2 separate regions of the Mus musculus genome follow, and region 2 is linked to region 1. The links are chromatin loops, found by intact Hi-C in ENCODE. Cell type or tissue: gastrocnemius. All regions are shown on one strand. Links, peaks and the distances in the headings refer to the core of each region. The heading gives the core; the rest is flanking DNA. Region 1 has its middle 11 kb from the start of Herpud1. Region 2 overlaps Slc12a3 (solute carrier family 12, member 3).

The links. Hi-C counts contacts between places; a loop is a spot of excess contacts. Peaks named below come from ENCODE experiments on the same cell type or tissue, not always from the same donor. Only the 100,000 strongest peaks of a DNase experiment are listed, where the experiment ranks them.
Region 2: a loop joins it to region 1, with 10 times the contacts of the local background. A loop is called at or near these places in 30 of 42 quality-filtered maps.

What each region holds. Positions count from the first base shown.
Region 1 is chr8:94,396,221-94,399,131 of GRCm38, reverse strand. No RefSeq gene overlaps it. Among named protein-coding and RNA genes, the nearest start is that of Herpud1, 11 kb to the right of the region's middle. In gastrocnemius, for the core only: no CTCF peak of the experiment used is centred there; a DNase peak (open chromatin) is centred at 1,605; H3K27ac peaks cover 405 bases.
Region 2 is chr8:94,341,683-94,344,593 of GRCm38, reverse strand. Slc12a3 (solute carrier family 12, member 3) reads right to left here. Exons shown (of 25, transcript NM_001205311.1): 13 at 1,467-1,568; 14 at 425-580. Among named protein-coding and RNA genes, the nearest start is that of Slc12a3, 14 kb to the right of the region's middle. In gastrocnemius, for the core only: a CTCF peak has its summit at 1,164 (motif pointing left); a DNase peak (open chromatin) is centred at 1,160; H3K27ac peaks cover 352 bases.

The DNA.
Region 1 (2,911 bases), core at 173-2,672:
AGTTTCTTTTGTCAACTTGACACTCACACACATCTCCTTAGACCATCCTTAACCTCCAGAGAAATGACAGTTATTCCTTGTGCAGTAGCAACACGCAGACCTCCTCTGCAGGAGGATATGCAGAGTCCCTAAAAATGGCCGCTTCATTCCCTGAGAACCTGGGGCTTAGAATTCTGGGGCATAAATTACAACTATTCATTAGTATCTTACCTTAGATGATAAAGGGTAAGAGGGGGAGGGAAACAGAGGGACGTGGATGTGTTACCTACAAGTTCCCACCAGCTATTCACATTAAAACAAGAGGTGCACTTGACAATGGCATTGCTCACAGGAAGCTGGCCACATGACTGCAGGCGGTGCTTTCATCTTCGTCCTCCACCGAGTCCTCCACCTTCCTGTGCTGAGGGAGCACCATGGCCACAGGGGCTTCACTTCCTGTTGAGGGAGATCCAGTTCTTCTTTCTAAATCCTGCCTGAATTGAGATGCAATGGCCCCTTCGGAAAGTAGACAGTACGGAGACATGGCTTCCATATCCCATCTTCCCCTCTGCTTCTGCCATGTGGCCCAATTCCCTCTCAATCACCAGTATCTATTACTCCAACCAATATAGTAGCTTCCTTCTTGTCACTGCAAAAGCACAGGGAGCCCAAAGCAACCAGGCCATGTTATGCTTGGCACCCAGGTTAATCATTGCTCACTGTTGTGAGTTGATTAGTTAAATTACTCCTGCGTTAGTCTGTTTCTGTTGCTAAAATTGAGTAATGCAACCTGATAGTTTGTGAAGAAGAGAGGTTTTTGTAGCTCACAGTTCAGCAAAGCTAGGGGGCTCAATGTCAAGGTGCCAGCACCTGGTCAGGAGGGCCTTTGGTTACATAATAATATGGAGAAGGGCCTTCACATGGACAGAACTGGGGAGCTATAAACTGGGGTCTACTTCAGAAAGCCACTAATCCCATCAAGAATGCCCCACTCTCATGACCTCAGCTAACTCTACTTCCCAAAGGTGTCACCCCCAAAGACCATCAATATATGAAATTTGGAGATTGTTTTCAACATGAAAATGAGGGGGGGGGGACACACTCAGATCAGAACTTATCACACACTAATCTATATCCACCCAGAACCTCAGAGTGTGTGCTTTTATGGAAACAGTGGCATTTTCAGTTTTAAATCCAATGTCTGATCGCCTTAAAAGACAACATGATGATGCAGAGGCACAGGAGGAGGGGACTGGGCCAGGTGATGGTACAGCAAGGAAGGGGAGTGGTGTAGCTACTTACCCAGAGAGCATCATGTTGCTAGGACACTAAAAGGTCCAGAATGGATTTTCCATCAGAACCCTGCTAGGAGCACCTGCCAACACATCCAGACTCCAAGCCTCTAGAACTCAAGAATGTCTTCGGGCCTCCTGGTTTGGGGGTTGAGGTTCTTATGAAGTCCTAGGAATCTTATATATGCCACATGACCTATGTATGCCCTCTAGATGCTGGGCCGAGGTGCAAAGGTTTCACTAGGGCAGAGTCACTCTCCATCCTGGCTTGATTCCGTGCATACAACCCTAGTGGACGTTGTCCCCACTTTGCAAGGCATGGCCACATGGTGGAGCTGTAACTGTAACTGAGTCCACGGAAGGCCACTCCCCAGCTGCTTCAGAATACAGGCTTCCATAACAAATCATCAGGAGCCATTGCAAGACAACACAGGCATATGTCCTCACAGCGTAGGCGGTAAGTGTGAAATAGCATCAGCAGGGACAGGCCATGCTTGAAATCTCCATGGAAGACCACTTCTTGCTCCTTCTGGCTTTGGGTGCTGCTGGCGATGCATTATTCGACAGTGCAAGTCCAGTCTTTGCCTGTCTTCATGAGACTGTCCTCCCAGTGTCCAGATTTTCCTGTTCCTAGAAGGCTGTCCAATATGACGTCATCTTAACCAGATTATCTCTGTTTATACTCCATTTCCAAATCAGGTCATGTTCACCGGCTCCATGTGGATGTATTTTAGTGAACACTATTTGGTCCAGTGCAACAGGGAACAGGATAAGGCAGGAAATCCCACTGAGTGTCGACCCACTGCCCCCTGCATGTACTGAGAAGGAGGTCCTTATCAGAAGTGGAGCTTCACAGAATACCATGAAGACAGAATAGCATTGGCATCAAACACTGAGCAGAGAAGACAGCTCTCCAAACACAGAAACAAAGGGCTTGATAACCATCCTTTTGTGACTGGCAGACTGAGCGCTCAGTAGTGGCTGCGAGCAGGTTCACCATTAGTAGAATTCATGTTGAATCTAGGCAAGACCTCCATCCCTGTCACCCTGATACTTTGTTCATGAGCCATTGGGACAATGGTGGTGATGGGGGGGGGTGAGGGAAGGAGCCTAACTGGTATCCACAAGCAGGTCCCCCTAACATCCCCCCTCCATCCTCTTTCTAAAAGCCTTTTTGTGGCGATCACTCCTTAGTGAGAATTCACACAGGGCACAGGTACCATGAACTCTTGCCTGCTCATGCCTCTTTCCAGGGCTCCTGCCACCAGCTTCTCAATCCTGTTCCTTCAGAGTCTTTGCCCAACCAACTAAATTACCAGCCTCAGCCCATAACCAGCAATACAGAATGAGCATATACCACAATATAATTAGTATACACCACAGTATAATTACGAACAAGGTCTAATCAGTATACACTTGTGATTCTGGCTATTTCTCTTCCCCCAAATATATGATGCCATTACCTAAAGTTCTGCCCACAAGAAAGAGTTCCCTATACCACTGTTATCTCTCTGGGATGCTGGGATACGAGAGAGAGAGAGACAGACAGCCAGACAGCCAGACAGCCAGACAGACACTAGGCTAATAGCTGTCCTTTTCCAGGAGCTACCATGCAGAACTATCTTTGAAGCAGGTCTGTG
Region 2 (2,911 bases), core at 85-2,584, 54 kb after region 1:
TCAAGGACATGGAGCTAGGGGTTGAACTCCCATTAGACAAGCAGACCTCTGTGACCATCTAGAAGGCCATGTTCAGATGTAGAGGTTTACGGTTACCTCCCTCAGACTGCAGTCCATCCAGGACCCTGCCTCATGCAGGTAGACAGTTTTTCTCAGTGCCCACCTTTGCACAGTCACTCTTGGTCACCCTGCCCTGTATGTACACATTAGCAAGTAGCCCCTCTAGGAATCTGACAGAAGAAATCTGGCTCTCAGTGGGCATTTTCCTTTGAGCACCGAGCTCAGGAAGGCTGTGGTAGAGGCCAGCCTGAGTCCCACTTGAGGGTGAAGCCAAGGCCAGGCTCCAGCTGGGATGAGGGGCCTGCCAGGCTACATGGCTACCCAGGCAGGGAGTTGGGGGCCTCAGGGGTCAGTGGCCACACACCTGGCTTCTTGTAGATCACATAGAGCAGGAGGAAGAGGACGACTCCGATGGCAATGAGAGCAGCCCACCAGGTAAGCAGGAACATGATGACCACCGAGATCACTGCCCCAAACAGCGCCGCCCACTTGCTGTAGTATCGGAAGGAGGGTCTCCATCCTGGGCGGGGCCAGGCCAGTGCACATGCGCATGCTCAGGAGCATTCTCCTTCCCAGAGCTACAGCAATCTCCATGCTTCCACAATCGGGTGCTGCTGTCCTGGCCTGTACCCACTACCTCTAGGGCCCCACCAGCCTTAACTCCCGGGGTGGGGTAGGAAGGCTCTAGGGAGTACCACAATCTTGCCTGTTGGGCATTTATTTCACCATGGTGACAAGCTATACCAGGAAGGAAACATCCAGACCTGGTCAAACACAGTCCCAACATCAGCAACAGTACCAGATCCCAAGGGTCTTATGGAACCCAGGAGATTAAAGGGATGAAAAGAGGACTTGATTCTTCCTAGCTCTGTGCTATTTTAGGGCCACTTCTAGTGACCACTGTACCATGGTGCATCTCTAAGAGTGCCAGGCACAGTGTGTTCTGTCTGGAAAGTGGCAGGATAACAGGCCCTTTGAAGATCTGGGATTCAAGTATTTCTCTGCTCTCTATTGCCATCTGCTAGAAGGTTTGCAGCAGCCGAAGAAGCAGAACCACCACTCCAAAAATCTATGCAATTAAATTGCTGCAGTATAAACAGCGCCCCCTAGCGGTCATCTGTGCACAAACAGCTACACCTTCCGTGACTAGGAAATTCATCCCTTTCTGAGCAATCAAGACTTCTGACACCCGAGAAATTGGTGAAGGGTGGAACTATAGAACAACCTCCATCCCCCGTAAAGGATGCACTATGCTCTGTAAAGAATGGCTGGCTTTGTTAGGGTACAAAGATTCCCTTCGTGTGGTTTTAAATGTAGGCTGTCCACCTCCACCATGCCTCCCCGTCTCCCCCCTACCCCTCCCCGTTCCTCCCCACTTTTTTGTGGTTGGGAGAGAGTCTGCTCACCAGGTGAGTTGGTGATGGAGGCATGGAAGCAGCTGAAATTGATGAGGGCGTAGGAGCAGAGGAAGAAGTTGGAAATGATGGGGGCGATGGTGTTAAGTTCAGCTTCGAAGACCCAGAGAGAGAGGGGCAACACGTTGGGGCTCCACCACAGGAGCTGCCTGGCACACACTCACAAGATGGTCCCTAGCACAGCTAAGCCTGGATGCTCAGTCAACTCAACCTTCTCATCTGGGAAGCGAGTCCTTTGCCCCATGAAATTCCAAGGGTCAGTGTCTTAGAAAACCTTAGCGTCAGTTTTTACGAAGACGGAGAGAGCCGGCAAGATCACTCAGCAAGCATCGATGCTGCCCACCAAGCCTGCTGGCCTTCCATGCTGGAAGAAGGGGACTCCTGCAGGCTGTCCTCTGACCCTCATGTGTTCCTGCTCCCCCATAACAAATGTATAAAAATATTTAGAAGGTAGAAGACAGGGGGATGGGCCTTTTCAGGCTACTGGGTGACTAAGGACAGTGGCCATGACACTTTTTGATCTCAAATAAATGTAAGGAATGCATTTGTCAATGTGACCCAGGACCCCTGAGAACATTTCCCAGTCCTGTCCACAGTGGGCTTTCTCTCCCTTGTCTCCCTGGCCCCAGTACACTCACATAATCGTGTGCATGTTGAGCTTAGAGTCTCTCTGGGGAGCCCAGAGAAAGACAAGCAGCTCTTTGGGGACAGGTATTTCTTCACATAATCTTATTAGGTCCCCTTGAGTATTTAGGGCCATAGTCCTCAGTTGGGCTAAGTCAGAATCATCAGCCCAAAGGTACCACCCAGAAGCCTACAGCTCTAAGAATCGGGCCTGCGCCTGAGCAGTAGGAGACAGGGGTGGATCTTGAGAAGGCCAGACGACTCACTTCTCAGTCTCCTAGGTGAGCCACTTCTTCATATGATGGAGGATCTAGTATCTAGAATCTTCCTTTGGGCAATAGCGACCAAACTATTAGGGCAAGTCTTATGGGTGGGTGACTAATGGGACCAACCTGAGCAGCAGGGATCTAACTCTAACAGGAAGGTGTTGGTGGGAGGGGTGAGGAAGAGGGGAAGGGAGGGAGTGGGGCAGGGACTGTCACGTTATAGGGTAGTCGCTTCTCTTTTTCGAATTCTGCATCCTCGGCTGCATTAACTAGGAGATATTTGGGTATGTGCATCTGTATGGGGTTGTGCCCTCCCACACGCTCTCTTTCTGCCCATCTGAGGCTTACGAACTATGCACTGCCCCTTACTCTACAGCGGAGCAAACGGTGGCTCAGAGAAAGGACTTATCAACGGTCAAAGCCAGCAGAGACCAGTCTACCTAACCGCTACATGGGTGAGAGGCTGGCTTTGTCTAGTTTATGCATGTATACAGATAGTGACTGAGCTAGCCATTTGTGTCAGCTTGGCCCATCACCGGTGTCCTT